Linked DNA regions of Mus musculus: region 2 is linked to region 1. A link is a loop called in an ENCODE intact Hi-C map of the cell type or tissue named here. Cell type or tissue: left cerebral cortex. All regions are shown on one strand.

Region 1 (5,000 bases):
CCAAAGTTTGTATGATTTTTTTTGTCTAGGTTATATAAGAAAGCATCTATTTATTAAAATCCCAAATGGAAACTAATATGAATATTTACTCTCTATAAGCCTATGCTGGCTCATCAAGTAAGAAGACATATTGGAAAGCCAACATTCATCATGAATTAGCACCAGAACATAGGACAAACTGTTAACAATCCCCATGAAACCCAATGAGCTGCTCTCATAATATCTACATTTTAGATGGGGATTTAGAGAAGAGCAGAATGGGTGTTTATAATGTTCAGGAGTGTCACATCATACTTTACTCCTCCAAAATCCTGCACTGATCCTGAAGACCCATCATGTTTATGAGCCTCTATACAACCTGTGGACCATGTCTGCCTGTGTCCTTCACTGGAACTTGGTCATCTATCTTCAAGATGTTTGTGATACAGTCTGAGATGCTTCTTAGAGACACAGAATAAGTACATGCTCTGTTAACCTAATATGTGAGGGTGAAATAAGCCTAAAGTGAAAATTGTTTAATGCATGTCTTAGGAGTATCTCTGAAGGCATCACTAGATTGTGGGTAAATAAATCCACAAATGTGTTGATGTCGGTGGGATAAATTTAGGCAGTGGATATTGTGTTAGGGTATCAGATGGATGGTCTTGGACACAGAGTAACCTTAAGAGTTAATATTGCTCTGCAATAGCTTTTAAAATAAATCTGAAATAATTAATCTTTCTATAACTTAGTTTTCTTTTTAAAAGTAGGATAAAACAGAATGGAAACATCATGGCTTTTGGAAACATACATATCTAAAAGTCTATAGGCTTCTACTCCACTTTTAAAAAAAAAAGAGGAAGTTGATGTTGATAATATTCTATATTCTTTTTTTTTCTCTCCTGTAAAAGGAGATAACACAATCAAGGATGGGGAAAGAAAGCCCACCTTGGTGTCTAATTCTTTGGTCTAAGCACTCAGGAAGCTGAGGCAAGAAGATTTCAAGGCCAAAGATAGCCTCAATCACTATCTCCAAAACAAAATTTATGTAAGGGCATAGAAAGGATATCTCTGTGTGGAGGAGAAAAGTTCTTTGCTATGTATTTTCCATGCCCTTCCTTCCCATGGGGCCTTGTGAGGTCATTTACAATGAGGGTAACTTACTAGTGAAAGGCATTGCTTAGTCTAGTTGTCTACTCATAAAAGTTTGGGAAATTGGGGGAACATGCCCTTGCTTCCTGAAGTTACCATGGAGAAGAGAGAAGGATTTCCTGGTGTTGATGCTAAGGGAATAAAGCATATAGTGTTTTGCCTACTCCCTGACTACAGCTGACAGAATCCAGCCTGGGAGACTGTGGACATAAAATTATTTACCAGGGCCTGAAAACTTAGCTTATCTGCAGGCTGGGGTTTAACTGTAATTGTCTGCATTAAGTCTGCCTAGGACATAGGCTCTGTGTTTCAGAATGGGCCCAAGAATAACTACATTCAACAATTACAATTCTTTCCACTATGAATACAACACCCTAGAACAGGTTTCTCAGGGTCCTGACAACTTGAATTACTGTCTCTTCCTACTCTGATGCTTGAGCCTCAGCGTACAATGAAATGACTTTAAACAATGCCACAACTTTATACACAAACTGAGCTTTCAGAACCTCATCTGGAGACCACTGATAACTTAAAAGTAAATGTTGGGAGCAAAGGCACAGATTTTGGGGTTCTCATCATTTTTGGGCTTGTGACCTTAGAAAAGGCACTTCTATGTGTATGGGAGTATTTTGCTGATCATGGTATAATAAAGAACTAATGGAGACCATAGAATGTTTAATAACATTTCCAATTCCTCTCTAATTTCAATTTAACAAATATTCGTAGACTTTACACTGATAGTCACTGCCACACAGTCCCATCTGTATAGTTTATTTTTTATTCTGTTAAAAACCAGATTCAGGTAATTTTCATGCAATTTTTAGCACAAAGTCATGAGACTGGGAGCTACTGGCCTCAGCTTCTGCATAAAGCTTCATCATTAAATATTTGTGTGATCTTTGAAAAGTCACATCAGACATCTGGGCCTTAGTTTCTTCATCTGAGAAGAAGAGAAAATGAGGATTATTCTGACAGCTCATAGGTAGTCTGAAAGTATCCTATCACACCAGTCCTTAAAATAAGTATGTACTGAGACATATTTTTATGCCAAGTAATGACAAATGAACTGAGGCTAAGAAAATATAAATAGCCCGTGACCTTATTTAAATAAATAAATGGTAGTTGTGTTTGTCTCCCTTTGACTGTGTCTTGCTCAGGGCATTTTTTTTTTTCTGGTATAGAGTAAGGATTTTATCCTTTTTCTCTATGTCTAAAAGGATGAATGTTTTCGAAGTAGGACATTATCAAACTGCCCAGAAATCATTGACTGGCATGCTTCTGTTTCTATATCCCAGCAGGTACCCCCAAAATATAGCATGAACATCACCTTCCACTTCATTTCTATTTCAGATGCAAGTCTGTTCACCATGTACAAGATACAAACCAATTTTAAATGAAAAAAATTCTAATTGGTTTAGTTCTAGATACTATCTTTAGATAAGTGCTCGCCAGATGGTTGGTGGGTTTGCTTTGTTTGTAATGTTGAATATTATAAAGAGAGTATATTTAATTTGCAATTTCCTCTATTGTAGGTAGGCAATGTTATAATCCTTATTAGTCTTGGCTCATGTAACTTGGCATTGTGACTTAGACGTTACCAAACGCAGGATGATAAGACAATCGGGGTTTGAGACCTCCCACAAGCTTCTGCAATTACCAGGGAAAGAACATGGTACAAAAGTCATTTTCTCCAAAAGAATGAGAACTACATACAGCCAACTGTGAGTATTGAGAGAAATACAGTCTAAATCTGCCAACATTTGGCCAACTCTCAAATTCATAAGCAAGAATAAACCAACATTATATCCTACATATTTCAAGGTACTTTGTTTTGCAATTCTGTGATAATGAACAGGACTGGATACATAGAAAAGGACATGAATAATTTCTTTAGACACAATGTGTCTCAAGACCCTCTCCTCTCCCCTCTCCTTACCTCACCTCCTCTCTCTCTCCCTCTCTCCACCCCTCTCTCTCTGGCTGGTGGAATAAATTCATACAGTGAAGACAAGCTGAGATAGCATAAGATATTTAGAGCTTAGGATATACAGGTAACGAATATTCTCACTCCCATGGAGGGACGATCCATCCAGTATGATGAACAGAGAAAAAAAGTGATGCTGAAAAAGAACATGTGCCATGGGGTGCAAGGAATATTTCTTGAGGGGCAATAATGAAAACCACCTCAAAGACTACCTCATTAAATCTACTGTTGAGATGGACTCCAGTATAAACTATTAAGAAGTGGCCATGTCAAATTTTTGGAATTTTTGTCAAAAGAAAAAACAGGAAAGTGTAGTCCAAGAAAGATGATAAAGCACAGGCTGGGTAATGGATCCAGCCTAATCAGGAATTGAAAGAAGGCCATAATGATAAGGAAGGAAAAGGAACACCCTCAAATTGTAAAATCTAAACAGTAGCATAGTTACAAGATGACTCTACAGGAATCAAACCATCCAGGATAATAATTGGCATGTTATGTTCTTTAAGACTGTTTATTTATTTGTAAAATGGGTGAAAACATTCATTCCTTGACAAGTTGTTATAAATATGAGAGTTATGAAAATTAAAGAAAGTTCAGAGTGGTAGCTGGTAGTGATCTGGAAGTTGATAAATGCATGAGAAGAGGAGGAGAGAATAGCAAGGAAGAGACAAAAGCATGACACTGGGCTTTTGTCAGTACAATGATTGAATCTACTGTGGACTCCTCAACATGGACTTGATCACAGACCTACCAGAACATTACAGCAAAGATTAATCATCGCCAGTGGCACTTTTAATAGAAAGATTATTGTGGAGACATTCAATACTGCTCTCCTCAGACTTATGCCACCTCTGCAACCTCTTAATCCAATCTGCAAGGTTAATCCAACTTGTTTGGATTTGGAATCTCTGAGAGACATGCCTCACATGTGCTTTTGCCAATTTTTCTGGAGTTCAGGTGAGGAGGGAAGACCCATCCTGAGTATAGACAGCATCAACATGTAGACTGGGAACCCAGGATAATTTTAAAGGAGAAAGCAAGCTGAACACCAATACTTATTTCTCTCAGCTTCCTAAACACCTCAGATTCCAGCTAGAAGGACACCTGTGCCATTGTGAACTGTAACTTCAAACCATTATCTTTTAAAAAAATCCTTCCTTTGTCCAAGATCAAGTGACCATAGGTGTGTGGGTTCATTTCTAAATCTAGAATTCTATTCCACTGATCAACCTGTCTGTCATTGTAATAGTACACCATGCAGGTTTTATCACAATTTTTCTGATGATGTTTTGTATTTCCTCAGGTTCTGTTGTTATGTATCCCTTTTCATTTCTGATTTGGATAATTAGAATACCATCCAGTGGAAAGAAGGCAGCACGTTTAACAAATGTTGCTGGCAAAACTGGTGGTTAGCATGTGGAAGAATGAGAATTGATCCATTCTTATATCCTTGTATAAAGCACAAGTCTAAGTGGATCAAGGAACTCCACATAAAACCAGAGACATAAAAACTAATAGAAGAGACAGTGTGGAAGAGCCTCGAAGATATGGGCACAGGGAAAAAATTCCTGAACAGAACACCAATGACTTGTGCTGTAAGATCAAGAATCTACGAATGGGACCTCATAAAATTGAAAAGCTTCTGTAAGACAAAGGACACAGTCAATAAGATAAAATGGCAACCAACAGATTGGGGAAAGATATTTACCAATGCTAAATCTGATAGGGGACTAACATCTAATATATAGATATAGATATAGATATAGATATAGATATAGATATAGATATAGATATAGATATAGATATAGATATAGATATAGATATAGATATAGATATAGATATAGATATAGATATAGATATTAGATGTTATATATATATAAAGAAG
Region 2 (5,000 bases), 77 kb before region 1:
CCTGGAAGGGTTAGGTAGGCAGAGTATTTGCTACCAACCCCTGCTCTAGCTTACAGGCAGCAAGGCCTGAGTGGAAGCAGTAAGGACAAAGAAAAGCTGTTCAGGGCTGTTGAGTAAATTGCAAAGCTTATCTCTCAGTATTAAGAGAAGTCCATTAGCACAACAGAGGAACTATAGCTTCTGCAACCACTATATGCTTAAATTAACCTGCAGGGTCTTCCTCTTGTCCTAGCTGTCAGATAAGACTATGCCTTTAAGATCGATCAATACATAATTATATCAATTTTACCCTCTCCAGCTTTTCAGAGAAGGGAACCTTAATGGACCTGAAGTGCAGGGTGAGGATAAGTCAGTGATGTACTAACACTCCTGTGATACATTGGTAGTTATCCCAAGACAAAAAAAAGTACTTGCATGAATAATAAACATCAAGGTAGCTAGGCAATGGTTAGGCCTAATAAGTTTATCCCATGATCACTGGAAGAAGGGAGAATGCATAGAACCAACACCTAGCATTCTGGTAGAGTTGACAGTTCCGAAATACGTAATTCCACATGTTTATTCTTTTGAGAGAGGGTCTCTTGTAGCTCAAGTTGGCTACTTCTAATCTTTCTGCATTTCCATCCCAAGTGTTGGCATTATAAACATATATCCATGTCCTGGTCAGTTTAATGTCAGCTTGAGAGAAGCTAGAGTAATGGTCCTCAACCTGTAGGTCATGACCCCTTTCAGAGATTGAATGGCCCTTTCACAGCAATTGCATATAAGATATCCTGCAAATACTTAAATTACAATTCATAACAGTTATAAATAAGCTATGAAGTAGCAATGAAATAGTTTTATGGTTGAGGGTCACTACAACATGAAGAACTCTATTAAAAGAACTATATCACACCATCAGCGCAGTTGAGAACCACTGAGCTAGAGTCATCTGAAAGAGGGAATATCAACCAAGAAAATGCCTTCATAAGCTCCGTATGTAGAACTGTTTCATAATTAGTGATGGATAGCAGAAGGGCATCCTATTGTGGAGTTTTCTACCCCTACAGAAAGCATCACTGCATCCAGGTTCTTTCCCTGTTCATGTTCCCGCCCCCTCCTTCTTCAATGATGGGTTATAATATAGAAGTGCAAACCAAATAAATCCTTTCCTCCCAAATTTGCTTTTGGACACGGTGTTTCATCACAGCAATAGTAACCCTAACTAGGACAACCTCCACATTCAGTTGGCAGTCACCTATTTTGGAACCTGCATTAGATGATTTAAAAAAAAAAAAACAAAAAACTCTGAGATGCTAGATTCTGTTTTCTTTGTGCCCATTCTGGAATGCAAATCTGCAGTGCATTCCATTTTCCTACTAACAGCTTGACTCTCCCCCTGGAAAATCATGAAAGTATCTCCATGGAGAAGGCAAGATATTGCAAGAAGATATTGCCTTCTCCAACTCAAAGTCCACTTTGCCCAGTTCAATCATTCTAGACCATAGAACTATGCAGTCTATTTGCCATAGTTGAGAAGAGACTTTGAGACAGCAACTACCTCTTTCTTATCTATCTTCCTACTCAGTTCTCCTTTGTTCTATTCCTGTCCTGTCCTCCCCCTATGCTGGAAAAACAATTTCGTAAGAAATCAGCTTCTTCCGGCTTGTCTCCCTATGCCCTTATTTAACTTCTGGTTTTCTTCCTGCCCCCAGCCCTGTATTAATAGTGTCTAATAAAGATGCTCAGATTCCCAACAGGGTGGAGTAGACACTGTGTCCCTGAAGGTTTTTGAAAAACTGAAAATAAAATAGGTTGACTCCAAATATTTCTGGAGCATTTTTTAATGTGGAGGTTGTGTCTGTTTTTCTTAGTAACCTAACCCAAACATTCTCCCATTTTGTCTTTACACTTACATCTGAAAAAAGGAGGAATTTTAGAGTACAATTCATGAAAAGTACATGACAAATGACATTTTAATAAAGTAAGATAGTGGGAGTGAATCACAGTGCCGACAGGCAGAGTGCAATGAAAATAACTCTCTCTTGTACAACATAATTGCGTGTGTCTTTGTTTTGCCGAATTCTCTATCAGTAACATCCTGGGAACTTATACCCTGAACTCAAAATGGTTCATTCATGTTTTCATACTCAACTATCACCCAAGCAGCATGTGTCTGTCACACACCCTGAGTGACAAGAGCGTTCAGCAAACAAACATCAGAATTAATTTTGTCTCCTACAAATTGCTCTAGCTACAAACACGCCAGCTCTTCTTAAGGAAAAGTTTTTACAACATGGTTGTTTCTACTTCACATTTAGCTATTTAACTGCAGCTCCATGAATTAATTCCAAGGCAGGTCATGCATTTCACAGGAATGAAGTTTTACCACTTTGTAGTCATATCATGTGTTTAATTTCAACAATGTTTTCAAGTATGGAAAGATCACTTCATTCTGAAGATCTCAGTACATCAGCCATTCCTTAAACACATACATTCCTTCAAAGAGTGAAAGGTTGACTAGCTGCCACTGATAAAACTTAAAAGAAAATAACATAGGATGTTGAAGCAATTTAGGACAAGAACAGACCTTTGAGGGGAACAATTTAAAGGAGGCATACAGCCTTGAATGAATAAGTCCTTGAATATGTAATACGAAAATGTCAACCAATGTTCCATGAATGAGCATATTATCAAAACAGGCAGAAATAGAATAAAAGCTCATGTTTGATTCTGAAAAATAGGCACTGTGACTTATTTGAAGCTTTTCGCTTTGTGGATATTGAATGGTAATTAAATACAGGGCCTCATTCATGATAAGCAGGGTCTCTACTAGAAACTTATGCTCCCAGGCCAGACTTTTGTTTCTGAGTATGAAAATGGGGTAATGGTATGTGTTTGGCAGAGAAACTAAAGCTGTGTATGAGGCTGATTCATTCAAGACCACAGAGGAAACTAAAACTATACTACACATTTCAAATAGAGGAAAGTAGAAGCACAATTATACAAGTGTTGGGAAGCCAGTAGATGGTCAATAAAAGTTAGTGATTTCAAAATTATCTGTGGATCTGGAGAAAAGGAAGACAGACTTTTGGGGCAAGGAAAGGGAGAGGGCTTTGCCCGAGCTGTAACGCTTCTGTTAAAGAATAGTCAAATCATCCCATGGCAATGTTCTGCCTAGCCCCCAAAAGCAATAGACTATTAAATTAAAAGCTGAAGACCAAATGAAGGATACTCACCTTCCAGTTTTTGGTCAATAGGATACAAGAGTCTCCTAAACAATGCATGCTATTTCCATTGCTTCCCAGAACTTGAGAGTAATTCCATGTTAATGAAGACACCCCACACTTTGGTCCTAGGACCTATAGAAGTCTAGATGGATTGGCCTGGAAGATGCCTCCTAGTTGTCTAATTTAATAGCAGCAGAAGATAATGTGCAAAGAGCCAGGGGAGAAATATTATACTGTAAAATTTGAGAACTACAATAATTACTAGCCTGATAACAGTTCAATAGGGATACCAATATTTTGTGGGTAATCAACACATGTCTGATCAGATGTAACATCCACTCAACAGGAGGGAACTTCTGCCTGATACCATAAATCTAGAAAATCATTGTATGTCATTTTACTAAATTGATATAGTATCCAACATCCTTCTAGATATTTGTTTTTGTATCCTTAGAGTTTAGCTCTCATCCTGCACCAAGGAAGGTTCTTTCTATTAACAATAGGAGGCAGCTATTACACAGAACTACTACTGGCCAAATGCATAAATAGTAAGGAGCAATACCTCCTAAAATATGGTATCCATAACACACCCTCTACAGAGAAGTCTAATGAAACATAATGAAAGATGGTGGAAGAAGTTCACAGGAGGCAGGAGAGTGAGAAGACTACTGTGAAATGGTGTCCTCTGGATGTGATAGGTACTTTGCCCCCATGAATTCTCAACACTATGGCTGCCTGCAGAAGACCCAAGAAGACCACAGCACTCAATAGTCCAGCCCAGGTAAGAAACAAAGAGACATTTAGTAATTGCTAAGGATTATGGGATGAAAATTAATTCTGAGAATTTTGCGTAGACTTCTAGAGCAGAGAATCTCCCCATCCAGCACATCAAAGTTAAACACCATTAAAGGGAGTCATTGGGAAGAAAATCAGGATCTATCATAATTAGAGTACAGAAGACCATACAAATAATCCTATTTCTCAAAGATCAAGAAGCATGGGGTCTGCTGGAATTACGTCTCTCACTCAGGCTATTTGCAATTAATAACCAAGAGAGATTTCACTGGCAATATATAGAATACCATGCTTTCATGATTTTCTTCATCTTCTATCCACCAAAGCCAAGAAGTATAACTGAGGCATCCTCCAAGTCAGGAACAAAGCACATATGATAAAGATGGCAGGGCCAGTGTTCTTCAAAAGAACATGGATATTTTGAAAATAAACCGTACCTTTAGATTCATTTCTCTTAAAATTATTTTTCTACAGAGAAGTTCTCCACTTGAGTGGAGATGGCTACAAAGTACAAGAAGAGCTATCAAATTCCCCTGTAGCTGGTGTTGCAGGCTATTGTGAGCTGCCTGATATGGGTTCTTGGAGCTGAATTCTAGTCCTATATAAGAGCAGTACATTTTCTTAACAGATGAGGCATCTCTCTAGCCCCTGAATCTACTTTTAAGACATTTGAGGAAGAGAGGCTGATAATGTGTCTAAATCAAAACAGGAGGAGGAGTGAGAAATCCAGCCATACTCATTGACAGAAAGTGGGCTGCTTTAACCCACAAAGTACAGAGCAGTCAGGTGTTGTGAGTATAAATTCTTGGGGCTTATGTGAAAGGTTCTTATACCCTCCATGATACATCGCTTGAGCAAACTACTTCCTGGCTTCAGTAAATTCTGAGTACCTAAATAAAAAATGTAAACAAATATAAACAAACAAAATCATTAGGGAAAGATGCATTTTGTTTTCACTGTGTTCCTGTCCCTTTGTAACCTCAGCTTCACTCGAAT

What was found. Peaks named below come from ENCODE experiments on the same cell type or tissue, not always from the same donor. Only the 100,000 strongest peaks of a DNase experiment are listed, where the experiment ranks them.
Region 2: a loop joins it to region 1, with 3.0 times the contacts of the local background. A loop is called at or near these places in 2 of 42 quality-filtered maps.

The regions. Positions count from the first base shown.
Region 1 is chr15:69,693,681-69,698,680 of GRCm38, reverse strand. No RefSeq gene overlaps it. Among named protein-coding and RNA genes, the nearest start is that of Gm23987, 10 kb to the right of the region's middle. In left cerebral cortex, no CTCF peak of the experiment used is centred here; a DNase peak (open chromatin) is centred at 2,689; H3K27ac peaks cover 2,136 bases.
Region 2 is chr15:69,770,727-69,775,726 of GRCm38, reverse strand. No RefSeq gene overlaps it. Among named protein-coding and RNA genes, the nearest start is that of Gm23987, 88 kb to the right of the region's middle. In left cerebral cortex, no CTCF peak of the experiment used is centred here; DNase peaks (open chromatin) are centred at 1,147, 1,535 and 2,078.